Regions from separate parts of the Homo sapiens genome. Here region 1 is linked to region 2. The links are chromatin loops, found by intact Hi-C in ENCODE. Cell type or tissue: endothelial cell of umbilical vein. All regions are shown on one strand. Links, peaks and the distances in the headings refer to the core of each region. The heading gives the core; the rest is flanking DNA. Region 1 has its middle 16 kb from the start of SLN. Region 2 has its middle 29 kb from the start of RAB39A.

Evidence for each region. A loop is a pair of places that touch in the nucleus more often than their neighbours do. Peaks named below come from ENCODE experiments on the same cell type or tissue, not always from the same donor. Only the 100,000 strongest peaks of a DNase experiment are listed, where the experiment ranks them.
Region 1: it touches region 2 in a loop (2.8-fold over the local background); 5 of 110 quality-filtered maps call a loop at or near these places.

What each region holds. Positions count from the first base shown.
Region 1 is chr11:107,692,728-107,699,652 of GRCh38, forward strand. No RefSeq gene overlaps it. Among named protein-coding and RNA genes, the nearest start is that of SLN, 16 kb to the right of the region's middle. In endothelial cell of umbilical vein, for the core only: no CTCF peak of the experiment used is centred there; a DNase peak (open chromatin) is centred at 3,584; H3K27ac peaks cover 592 bases.
Region 2 is chr11:107,895,799-107,902,723 of GRCh38, forward strand. No RefSeq gene overlaps it. Among named protein-coding and RNA genes, the nearest start is that of RAB39A, 29 kb to the right of the region's middle. In endothelial cell of umbilical vein, for the core only: a CTCF peak has its summit at 2,690; a DNase peak (open chromatin) is centred at 2,663; H3K27me3 peaks cover 456 bases.

The sequences.
Region 1 (6,925 bases), core at 651-5,650, 200 kb before region 2:
AGAAATAAATTAATGCAGAAAAAAATTTGAAAAAATAATGGCCAAAAATATCCCAAATTTGTTGAAGGACATGGATTTGCAGATTTAAAAGCTCAGTGGACCTCAAACAGAGTAACTCAAAGAAAACCACAGCCAGATGGGTGGGGGGCAGGGGTGGTGAGGAAGAAAGAAAACCACAGTCAGACACATCATGACTTAAAACTGCTGAAACCCAAAAATAAAAGAAAAAGCTTGCAAGCAGCTAGAGACAAATAAAACACCACATATACGGCATGACAAATTGAATGCTTGTAGATCTCTTTTAAGAAACCATGATGGCAGGGCGCGGTGGCTCATGCCTGTAATCCCAGCACTTTGGGAGGCCAAGGCAGGCAGATCACGAGGTCAGGAGATCGAGACCATCCTGGCCAACATGGTAAAACCCTGTCTCTACAAAAATACAAAAATTAGCTAGATGTGGTGGCATGCGCCTGTAGTCCCAGCTACTCAGGAGGCTGAGGCAGGAGAATTGCTTGAACCCAGGAGACAGAGGCTGCAGTGAGCCGAGATCGAGCCACTGCACTCCAGCCTGGGTGACGGCGAGACTCTGTCTCAAAATAAATAAATAAATAAATAAAATAAAAATAAAAATAAACCATGATGGTCAGAAGACAGTGGAACATTTTTAAAGTGCTGAGAGAGAATAATGGCCAACCACAATTCTATATTTAGTGAAAATATTCTTCAAGGATGAGGTCAGATAAAGACGTTTTGAGATGAAGGAAAACTAAGGGAATTTGTTGGCAGCAGACCTACTCTAAAAGGGAAGATAAAGGAAGTTCTTCAGGTGGAAGAGAAAAGATACCAGAGGAATAATTGGAATGAAGAAAAAGCAATAGAAATGGTAAATATCTGAATAAATAGACTATTTTTCTCTTAAGTTCCTTAAAACATGTCTGACTATTGAAAGTAAAATTATAACATTATGTTTTCTGGGGGGGTTCAGTTTATATAGTTGCAAACATATGACAACTTTAATGTAACTTTACATTTCACTCAAAGTGGTAAAATATTAACTCTAAGTAGATTGTTAAAAGTGCATATTGCAATTCCCAGAGCAATTATTTAAAAATATATAGCCCAAAAAATAGACAGATTTATAGGGCATACACAAGAGAGTGGAAACAGAAAAAAATACCCAGAAGGAACGACAGAAAACAAATAATAAAATGATAATACTAAATATAACCATATTAATAGTTACATTAAATATAAATGGTCTAAAGAGAGATTGTCAACATAAGTAAAAGATTGAATGAAGGTTGGTTTACTTCTGGCTTACCCTTTTTCTTAGGGTACACTTTTGAGGGTCCCAAAAGCTATGGAGCTTACCATGATTTCCCTTCTTAGGGGACTCTGAATTCAAATATTTATTCCCTTAGTTCCTAATGGTGATCTAAACCACTGCTCACCCTCTCAGTCACTTCTTCAGAATCTAGAGACTAATGGGGAAAAAACAGTCCCAAATGCTGAGTTGACTTCTTGTGTTTCCTTTTCCTCCATGATTCTATCTCTGTAATTATTTACTCCCTTCTTAGCTCCTGAGGCCTTCAAGCAGATTTTTAAAAAAATTTTGTCTAGCTTTTTTTTTTTTTGCTGTTTTCAGAATAAAGGTTGGGTTGGGTTATCCACTTTCTATATATTTAAAATCCTAGAAGAAATGAAAGATTTTAAGAGAAAATATAAATTATTCAAATTGATTCATGAGTAGAAAATCTAAATAATTTATCAACCATATAATTACCCAAGATCTATCCCTAATCACTGTAGTCCACCAAGACAATTTTACCAATGAGTTCTACCAAATCCTCAAGAAAAGATAATTCCAATATTACATAAAATATGACATAATGTTACATAAATATTACAAACTATAAGGAAAAATTGAAATCTACCCAATCCAATTCATAAGACCAGCATGATGCATGATCCTATTACCAAATCTAGACTGAACAAGGAAGGCACAAAAAGAGAAAATTAAAAAACAATTCCACTTATGAATACAGATGCAAACCTTCTAAATAAGATAGTAAGCTGACTCTGATACTATAATGAAAGAATATGTTGTGATCAAGTAGGATATACCCCAGGAATATCCATAGTTTAATTAATTACCAGGTCAAATGAGAATAAAACTTTATGAGGATCTCAATAGATGCTAGAAAAGTGTTTGATAAAGAAAAAAAAATCCAAATTTTTTAAATTAACAAATTCAGAATAGAAGGAAAACTTTCTTTACCAGATAAAGACTATCCACCAGAAACTTATGTCAAATATCATACTTAGTGGGGAAACTGTATTTGCCTAACATGTGATTGTCCACCTGAAAATTCCAAAGCAACAACTGCCAAACTACTGGAACTGACAAAAAGTTTAGAAATGTGGCTAGACATAAAATAAATATATTATTATAAACGTATTATTGTTATTAAATTAATAGCAATGTTAGTTTTTAAGTTATTTTAAAATATTTTAATTATTTTCAATTAATAGAAAAACATTTCATTTATAATAGCAAAAAGCTATAAAATCTATAGGAATAAATTTAATAAGAAATATCAAAGACCTTTTAAATAAAACTAAACATTTTGCTGAAGCACTTTTTTTTTTTAAATAGACTACAAAATTTAGGAAAATACTTCACATTCATTACTGGAAATATTTGATCTTTTAATGGTGATAATTCTCTTGAAACTAACTTAAAATTCAATGTAATTCAAATCAAAATCCCAAAGGGCTTTTTACAAAATTTGAAAAACTGATTCTAAACTTCATTTGTAAAAGTTAATATGCAAGAGTACTTAAGACAATTTTGACTTCTAACAGGAAGAGCCAGCCTTGTTTACTTGCTAGCATTTCATCTCTATAGCATCAGCTATTTCGACTCTTCCCAGTCAGAAAAAAGGAATGACAAAGATGCTTCTGTTCACATTTTTAAACAAGAAGGTATTGATATATATTTTTTGTTTTAAAAGTATTTTTTAAAAGGAAATGAGAAAGCAATGAATGAGAAAGAGAAAGATGAAAAAGAATACTAACATTTTAGTTAAAAGATGAGAATCATTGTCTTGTTTTGTCTTCTCTCAACCAACTCCCTACTCCCAATACACACACATGCACCGGTCAGTGTTTAGGACTTGGTGGGGGGCAATAAACTCTCAAAAGCTTATCTTATACAGAAGTTGGGGTTCCATAGTATTAGCCCAATGTAACCTAAAAATTATGTTTAAATGTTATCATTTACCTAGATTCTACTATGTTTTGTACTTTGTGTGTATTTTTATATTCACCATTTCTACTTCTTCCATTACTTTCTGAGATAGGTAGCATTATTTCTATATTTAGATGAGAAAAGTGTGGCTCATGGAGTTTAATTTACTTGTGTTAGGTCAAACACTAATAAGTGGCTTGCTCAGGATTAATTAATTGTTGCCAAAGTCCATCTTTTTCCACTATGCCCTATTGCCTCTGTTCTGAGGAAGAAGCTATGGAAAGAATTCCTTTGGCAACTCTCAGAGAATAGGATACGTGTCACTAGGAAGATTTTCTAGCCAAGATCTTGGTGCCTGTGATGACTCATGTTTAGATCATGTTCCTTGAGAGTAGGGAAAGATAGGAAAGATATCTGTAAGCAGCTGGTTTTAGCATCTGAGAGTTGTAAATAAAGTTCTTAAGGAAACCATCCAATGATATTACATTGTAGGGAAACTTAGAGGTCATAGAAGCACTTATTCCTCTCCACAGCTAAAATTTCAACCCTTGCTGATATTTCCTTTCCACTTCCAGCCTTAATGATGGCTAAAGTGTCTATCACTAAACAGACATTAGAAAGATTCTGAGAGATTCAGAAGGCTTCTGATTCCAGCACCCCTGAGCCCACCCTTTTTCAAGTAACTGCACTACTAGAAGCTGAATCTTTAGTAAAAAAATACCTGGATATCCAGCCAGGACAAGTGTCAATACATTTTCCAGCCTATAAAAGAGAAACCTGGTCATGGGTAGCCACACAATTAAACACTTCCAATTATATATGTGTGGAATGGGATACAGTCTTTGGGCCACAGACAAAAGGAACCATATTTTGCTTTTTTTTCCCCCACCCGAGAGCTGTGAAGACAGATTCCATAAAGAAATCCAATTTAATAGAGTTGCCACTTGGAAACACATTGGTCTAAACATCAGGGGATCTGGCTTGTCACCCCAGCATTGCCACGAACAAAACATGGGTAGTTGTGTAACTTCTCTAACCCTGTCCCCCACCCCTATAAAATCTCACTGTTGAACCTAGTATCTTTGAAATCTCCTCTAGCTGGAACAGTCTGGAAACCTTATTGGAGGTCTGGTAGGAGACAATTACTCCCTGTGCTTGAAATTAAGCCCACATATTGTGGAGGTATCTCTCCTACTCTCTATTGAAACTTGTGCCTACATCATGTAGTCTAGTTTAAGTACCACTGGGTGATGTCCAGTGTGAAGCATTCATTTAAAAAGGCTCCACGCTTTCTATAAGACAAAAAGTTCTACCACATTAAAAGAGGCAGCGATAGACCTCACTCTTTCTCTTCTTTTCCCCTCGATTTCTTCATCAACCTCAATAACACAAATATGGCTACAGAGACCTTGATCTCAAGTATTTTATAGTCATAGAACAGTAAGATTAGGCTGGGCACAGTGGCTCATGCCTGTAATCCCAGCACTTTGGAATGCTGAGGAGGGCAGATCACTTGAGCTCAGGAATTTAAGATCAGCCTGGGAAACATGGCGAAACCCCATCTCTACAAAAATTACAAAAATTAGCTGAGTCTGGTGGCACACGCCTGTCGTCCCAGCTACTCTGGAGGCTGAGGTGGAAGGATCACTTGAGCGCAGGAGGTCAAGGTTGCAGTGAGCCATGATCATGCCACTGCACTCCAGCCTGGGTGACAAAGTGACCCTGTCTCAAAAAAACCCAAAAAACTAAAAGTTATGAAGTAGTTAGGTGTGGTGGTGTGTAACTATAGTCCCAGCTACTCAGGAGGCTGAGGCAGGAGAACAGCTCAAGCCCAGGAGTTTGAATCCAGCCTAGCCAACATAGCAAAACCCTGTCTCTTAAAAAAAAAAAGTTATGAAATATGACCAAGAAGTTTTTATTAATGAAAGAGGTCGGTGTTGATGATGAAAGAATGATTTCATAAACATGGCTAGAATCTAATATCACTTAGCCAAAGAGCCCTGATAGCTTCAAGGAAACTCCAGCCAAACAAAATTTGAATAAATTTGTCTCTTCCCAGAAAATATAAGACACTATAATGAAGGGTTATAATAATTTACAATTAAATAGTATTGTAACTTAGAACAACTCATATTTCAAGGCTGAGTTTTTGTTTTGTTTTGTTTTGTTTTTTGTTTCTGTTTTGTTTGAGACAGAGTCTCGCTCTGTCGCCAAGCTGGCGTGCAGTGGCACAATCTCAGCTCACTGCAACCTCCGCCTCCCGCGGGTTCAAGCAATTCCCCAGCTTCAGCCTCCCGAGTACCTGGGACTACAGCTGCGCACCACCACACCCAGCTAATTTTTTGTATTTCAGTAAAGATGGGGTTTCACTATGTTGGACAGGATGGTCTCGATCTGACCTTGTGATCCACCCGCCTCGGCCTCCCAAAGTGCTGGCATTACACACATGAGCCACCGCACCCGGCTGGTTGAGTTCTTTTTTGATTGGCACCCAGATTAACAACAACAACAACAACAAAAAACTCTTCTGGTATGTCTTTTTCAAATCATCATAAATAATATTCAAAAGAACATTAGCCAGCTTTGAAGTGCAAATCAAAAATGATGCTTATCTAAATATATGTCCTGCTGTCAGGTAATAATACGTCATTTTCTACCAGCAGAGATATACCTTCATTCTTATCTCCACAGATAAGTGTCCATGTGGTTTGTACAGCTAGGTCTGAAGAATTGGGCTTGCTTTACCTTTTCACTGCAGATAAAAAGGATGTCCTTTGATTTCAGAGAATTAATTGCAGATTAAATACAGCCTCAGCTGAAAGTTCACATCAGCCATTGTGGCATCAGAATAAACATATCTATGACACTGAAAATACTAGGAAAAGATGAAAAAGACAAGATGAAACCACATACAGAGGTCTTCAAGGGAAATACATTTATTTCACTATGTACATCTTTCTCAGGAGCAGAATGCTGTATGGCTCAGAGACTAATCATTAGTCGTATTACATGTCTGAGATGTGCCCTTTCTTTTTTAAAAAATTTTTTAATTAAAAAAAATAGAGATGAGGTCTCACTATGTTGCCCAGGCTGGTCTTGAACTCCTGAACTCAAGCAATCCTCCCAGCTGGACCTTCCAAAGTGCTAGGATTACAGACGTGAGCCCCCATTCCTGGCCTGTGATTTTTTTTTTTTTTTTTTTTTTTTTTTTTTTTGAGACAGAGTCTCGCTCTGTTGCCCACGCTGGAGTGCAGTGGCGCGATCTCGGCTCACTGCAAGCTCCGCCTCCCGGGTTCACGCCATTCTCCTGCCTCAACCTCCCAAGTAGCTGGGACTACAGGTGCCCGCCACCGCGCCCGGCTAATTTTTTGTATTTTTAGTAGAGACGGGGTTTCACCGTGTTAGCCAGGATGGTCTCAATCTCGTAACCTCGTGATCTGCCAGCCTCGGCCTCCCAATGTACTGGGATAACAGGCGTGAGCCACCGCGAGTGTCATTCAAAATGAACTGGTCTGAAACCATGCTTAAAGCCAGTGACATATGGTATAATTCAAAATGTGTCTCAGGTTGGCAGTCTCTCAAATTGCATGTGACTGTCTCTCATTTCCAAAATCAAGATAGTATGATGCATGAGATCAAATCCAATCTTCCAAGTTCGGCTTCCCACTGATTCTG
Region 2 (6,925 bases), core at 665-5,664:
TGGACGGTGAGCAGGAAAAAAAAAAATTTAAGAAAAAAATTTATGGCTGGGCTTGGCGGCTCACGCCTGTGATCCCAGCACTTTGGGAGGCCGAGGTGGGTGGATCACTAAGTCAGGAGTTCAAGACCAGCCTGGCCAAGATGGTGAAACCAGGTCTCTACTAAAAATACAAAAATTGCCGAGCGCGGTGACTCAAGCCTGTAATCCCAGCACTTTGGGAGGCCAAGGTGAGTGGATCATGAGGTCAGGAGATGGAGACCATCCTGGCTAACACGGTGAAACCCCGTCTCTACTAAAAATACAAAAATTAGCCGGGCGTGGTGGTGGGCGCCTATAGTCCCAGTTACTCTGGAGGCTGAGGCAGGAGAATGGCAGGTGAACCCAGGAGGCGGAGGAGCTTGCAGTGAGCCGAGATCATGCCACTGGCCTCCAGCCTGGGCAACAGAGCCAGCCTCTGTCTCAAAAAAAAAAAAAAACAAAAAAACAAAAATTAGCTAGACATGGTGGCAGGTGCCTGTAATCCCAGCTACTCGGGAGGCTGAGGCAGAGAATTGCTTGAACCCGGGAGGCGGAGGTTGCAGTGAGCCAAGATTGCACCACTGCATTCCAGCCTGAGCAACAGAGTGAGACTGTCTCAAAAAAAAAAGGAAAAAAAAAGAAAAAAATTTACCTAGTTAATAAGTGATAGATTGAAACCCACATTTGCTAACTCCAGAGTCTGGGCTCTTAAATGCAGACATGTATGGTCTCCAGATAGAGTTGAATAGAAGGTGCTTTGGAAGTAGAAAAGAAGAATCTCTTGGCCAGGTGCAGTGGCTCACGCCTGTAATCCCAGACTTTGGAAGCCTGAGGTGGATGGATCATTTGAGGCCAGGATTTCAAGACCAGCCTGGCCAATATGGTGAAATCCCATCTCTACTAAAAATACAAAAATTAGCCAAGCGTGATGGCACATACCTGTAATCCCAGCTACTGGACAGGCTGAGGCATGAGAATTGCTTGAACCCAGAAGGCAGAGTTTGCAATGAGCTGAGATCGTGACACCTCACTCCAGCCTGGGCGACAGAGTGAGACTCTGTCTCAAAAAAAGAAGAAAGAGAAGGAGATGGAGAAGAAGCTCTTGAGGCTGAGTGGCAAGAGACAGTATAGAGTGAGTGAAAGGGGATCAAGAATGACTTTATTGACAAGATGGCAAAAGCAGCTCCTTAAAAAGTAGGAATTTGGGGCTGGGCGCGGTGGCTCACACCTGTAATCCCAGCACTTTGGGAGGCCAAGGCAAGTGGATCACCTGAGGTCAGGAGTTCAAGACCAGCCTGACCAATGTGGTGAAACCCCGTCTCTACTAAAAATACAACAATTAGCCGGGTGTGGTGGCAGGTGCCTGTAATCCCAGCTACTCAGGAGGCTGAGACAGAAGAATTGCTTGAATGCAGAAGGTGGAGCTTGCAGTGAGCCAAGATCGTGCCACTGTACTCCAGCCTGGGCAACAGAGTGAGACTCTGTCTCAAAATAAAATAAAATAAAATAAAATAGAATAAAAGAAAATAAAGGTAGGAATTTGGTAGACAGCCAAGGAGATAGAAAGGACATTACAGGCAAAAAGGAGAGGAACTTCAAACACATGGGATATGGCTGGCTCACAGAGGGCACATGGAGATGCAGTGAAAGAAGAGGTCATAGAGGTCGCAGGCACATGCCATAAAGCACTTGATGCCTCCTGAGGAGCTGCAGCACCTGGAAGCATGGGAATGCCACCATCATTCTGTCACTAATGTGTGTTATACAAAGGAGGGGGCAGAAACACTAGTTAGGAGGCAATTGTAATAGTCCAGGCAAAAGATGATGAGAGCCTGAGTTAAGAATGAAGTGAAGGGGACACGGTTGAACATATGTAGGAAATAGAATCAACACGGTTTAGTGCTGACTGGATGCCATGGGTAGAGAGGATGGAGGCATCTAGGCTAAGTCCCTGGCTTCTGACTAAGGCAACTGCATGAAGGATGAATTATTCCTTTTAAAGACTGTAGGGACCAGGTGCAGTGGCTCACACCTGTAATCCCAGCACTTTGGGAGGCCGAGGTGGACGGATTACTTGAGGTCAGGAGTTAGAAACAAGCCTGGCCAACATGGTGAAACCCCATCTCTACTAAAAATACAAAAATTAGCTGGGTGTGGTGGCGTGCACCTGTAATCCCAACTACTTGGGAGGCTGAGGTAAGAGAATGGCTTGAACCCAGGAGACAGAGGTTGCAGCGAGCCAAGTTCGCGCCACTGCACTCCAGTCTGGGTGACAAGCGAGACTGCATCTCAAAAAAAAAAAAAAAAAAAAAAAAAAAGACTGTAGGGAGAGGAGCAGATCTAAAATGGAAAATAACAAATTATACATTGAACTTTTTGTGTTTGGGTACCTCTAAGACATCTGGATGGAGATATCTAGCAAATGTCTGCCACTCAGAAGTGATTTATTAATATTTACTAATATAAAATTAATTTAACCCGTCCAAATGTACAATATTATTTTACTAATTCACAAAACATTGTTTTATATAGGCAAAAACAGAGGTATAGATTTAACAGCTTGCACCAGTGGACATAATCATGCAACTAATCCACAACAGATCCTGGTGGTGAATGCTAGGCTGACTCCAAATCTCAGACTCCATTAGACTGTACTGCCTCCATGTGTATACTTCTGCAATAGCAGAAGGAAAATTAAGTCACCTACTTCACTGTTTTAGGCAACTCTGTAGGAATTCAAACATTTGGAGGCCAAAAGCAACCCAATGGAACAGATTCTTAGGTTTATGAAACTGAGAAACTTTTTGGGAGCTCTACCATAGTCTGGTATTTCCCAGAACAAAACCTCAACTAACAATAATAATCTCTGTAGGACAGAAAAAATAGTTTTTTAGGCTGAGAATGGTGGTTCATGCCTTTAATCCCAGTATTTTGCGGGGCCGAGGCAGGAGGATGACTTGAGCCCAGGAGTTCAAAGTTGCAGTGAGCTGTGAATGCGCCACTGCCCTCCAGCCTGAGTGATGGAGCGAGACTTTGACTCTTAAAAGAAAAAATAGTTATTCAATAATCTGAAAGAACTTTATTCTTAGCTTTATTAAGTTATCAAGAAGTAATGGACCAGTCGGGAACAAGGGCTAGAAGTAAAATGTAATTACTTGCTATACCATCTTCCCATAGTCTTTAGTGAAAAGCACTAAAGGCCTGAATTTCTCTAGTATTAATAAAAATGAAAGCACTTTTAAGCATTATAGTCAGCATACTCCTAAGATTAGGGGAAAACACCAAGACAATTATGATCTTTCTAAACTTTGGGGGAGTAGACTCACATAAGTTCTGCAAAATATAATTAGCACTTACCCATTCAGACAAAGAAAGAAATGCACCTCCTTTATTTATTTATTTTTCCTTTATTTTTTATTTATTTATTTTTTTCTGAGATGGAATCTCGCTCCGTCACCCAGGCGGGAGTGCAGTGACATGATCTCGGCTCAGTGTAACCTCCACCTCCCCGGCTCAAGCGATTCTCTTGCCTCAGCTTCCCCAGTAGCTGGGATTACAGGCACCCACCACTATGCCCAGCTAATTTTTTTGTATTTTAATAGAGACAGGGTTTTCACCATGTTGGCCAGGCTGGCTTCGAACTCCTGACCTCAAGTGTTCTGCCAGCCTTGACCTCCCAAACTGCTAGGATTACATGTGTGGGCCACTGTGCCCAACTTTTTTTTTTTTTCAGACGGAGTCTTGCTCTGTTGCCCAGGCTGGAGTGGAGTGGCCCGATCTCGGCTCACTATAACCTCTGTCTCCCAGGTTCAAGTGATTCTCAAGCCTCAGGCTTCCGAGTAGCTGGGATTACAGGCATGCACCATCACACCCAGCTAATTTTGTAGTATTAACAGAGACAGGGTTTTGACATGTTGGCCAGGCTGGTCTCAAACTCCTGACCTCAAGTGATCCATTTACCTTGGCCTCCCAAAGTGTTGGGATTACAGGCATGAGCCACCATGCCCAGCCACCTCCTTTCTTTAAAAACAGACACCACAGAACTCCAAAAGGGGAGAATAATTATGAGAAGGGAAAAGACAGAAATAGAATGCACTGATCTAGGGCTTTAAAAATCAGATACTTTACCTTTTTACACTTGAAAAGGAGAAAGAGGTTGCACAAATTGTAAGTGAGGTAACTGGGATTTGAACCCAAGTACTAAAACCTACCTCTGTCTTCAAATCTCATATTCTTTTTTTCTTATTTTTGTGGGTATATAATAGGTGCATATATTTAATTTCATACCGTTAATCACCCTGTTTTCTGCTTTTCAATTAAGAAGATTAGGCATATTCTTCCAAAACCACAAGTCAAATGTCTGTATGCCTTCCACCAGTCATCATTTGGAGAAGGTGTTTTTCTCAAAAGCAAAATCCTAAGTGAGGGGAAATCTAAGGTACAGGCCACTTACCTTTTCATTCATTCATTCAATCATTAAGTTCTGAGTGCTTACTCTGTGTCAGACACTGTCCCCGTACTACATATATATAGCATGGAAGATGGGGTGGGGAAATGAGCAAATAAATAATACATAGGAAGACTACTGGATAGTTATAAGCGCTAGTGGTAGAAAGGGAGGAGTGGGAAAGCAGAAATTGATAATAATAACCCTGAACTTGAAAACAGAAGCACTAAGTACTAGCTTGGTTTTGCCACACACTAGAGTTTGGTGCTTGGGCAATTCACCTCACTCCCTTAGATCTTAGTTCATCACACATCAAATAAGTCATTTTGAAACATATTGTACTGAGCAGATGTGTTTATATTTGTTCCTTTCCAAAATCCCAGTGAGTAATAGTAAACAAATTAACAACAACAACAACAAAAGAGACTTAAACCCACAAAGACAACAGAAGAAAAGACAACAGTAGACAAGGATGTCAACCACATTTTGGAAGAGACAAGTAATCAAACACATGGCAACTGACAGTGGAAATGAGGAAGCTGAAGCCTCCTGTGGAAAGTCGGAAGCCAAAACAACCCACCAGAGAGAACAAAATGAACTCAGAGCAAACATAGACTAAGCAGGGACTAAAGGAAAACTTCGAAGATAATAATTAATATCATGAAACAAGAAGAGCACAGTGTACAAAGAAAATAATCAGAGAGCAACAACAAAAACAACAAAAAACTGGCTGGGTGTGGTGTTTTACATCTGTAATCCCAGCACTTTGTGAGACCAAAGTGGGAAGATTGCTTGAGCCCAGGAGTTAAAGACCAGCCAGGGCAACATAGAAAGACCCATCTCTAAAACAATAATAATAATAGATCAGCCAGGCATGTTGGCACACACCTGCAGTCCCAGCTACGCTGGGAGGCTGAGGTGGGTGGATCATTTAAGCCCAAAAGCTTGAAGCTGCAGAGAGCTGTGATGGTACCACTGAACTCCTGCCTGGGTGACAGACCCAGACCCTATTAAAAACAAAACAAAACAAAACAAAAAACCACAAACTCTTGGAAATTAAATGATGACAGCAAAAATTAAAAATTCAACTGAAAGATTGGAAGATAAAGTTGAGAAGCTCTATCAAAAAGTAAAACAAGAACACGAAGAGACAGAAAATGGGAGATACAACATAATCATCTACCAAAGTTGCTCTTTTCTTTTTGGAAGGTCTGTGGAGGAGAAAGAGCATTCATCACAGGTTTCCCAGAGAGAAGAGATAAGTCAGTGTACTGCTGACAACATGAGCCAGGGTTAAGGTACCCCTTGGAATTACTGATTTCTAAGATTAATAAAGTAGTTCTGTTTAAAAAAAGAAAATAGGAGATAATAAGAAAATTAGAATATATATATATCCAAAAAATATTACATTCAACTTTTAGGCATTTAGAGACAATAATAAGAAATGGGGCCAGGTGTGGTGGCTCATGCCTGTAATCCCAGCACTTAGGGAGGCCGAGGCCGGTGGATCACCTGAGGTCAGGAGTTTGAGACCAGCCTGACTAACATGGTGAAACCCCGTCTCTACTAAAAATACAAAAATTGGCCGGGCGTAGTAGCGGGCACCTGTAATCCCAGCTACTCAGGAGGCTGAGGCAGAATTGCTTGAACCTAGGAGGCGGAGGTTGCAGTAAGCTAAGATCGCGCCATTGCACTCCAGCCTAGGCGACAGAGCCAGACTCCGTCTCAAAAAAAAAAAAAAAAGAAAAAGGATAAGAAATGGGTCCAGTCACGGTGGCTCACACATGTAATCCCAGCACTTTGGGAGGCTGAGGCAAGAGGATCACTTGAGCCCAGGAGTTCAAGACCAGTCTGGGCAACATGTAGAAACCCCATCTCTACAAAAAAAAAAAAAAAAATTACCCAGGTGTGGTGGTGCACACCTGTGATTCCAGCTACTCAGGAGGCTGAGTTGGAAGGATTGCTTGAGCCCAGGAGATTGAGGCTGCAGTAAGCTATAATCACACCACTGCACTCCAGCCTGGGCAACAGAGTGAGACCCTGTCACAAGAAGAAGAACAAAAAAATAAATAAATAAAAGGAAATTCTCAAAGAAACAACAATACAAAACTTCCCAGAATTTAAAAGTGAGAGTCTCCGTGATAAAAGAGCCCACAATTAAAAAGAAAGGCACACATTGTAAAATTTTGTGAAAATTTTTAAAAGGATCCTAAAAGCTTCCAGAGAGGAAAAAAAGCAAGTAGATCACAAACATGTAAGAATGAGAATGGCAATGAAATTTTCAATCACAACATGGGAATCTAGGAGACAATACAAGGATGTCTTCAAAATTCAGATGAAAACTTATTTTTCAATCATAACACTATAGCCAGGAAAAGTGTTAATATAAGAGTAAAATAAAGACTTTTTTGAGCACAGAAGTTCTCAGAAAATGACTTGCTATGTATCCTTTTGGTGGGA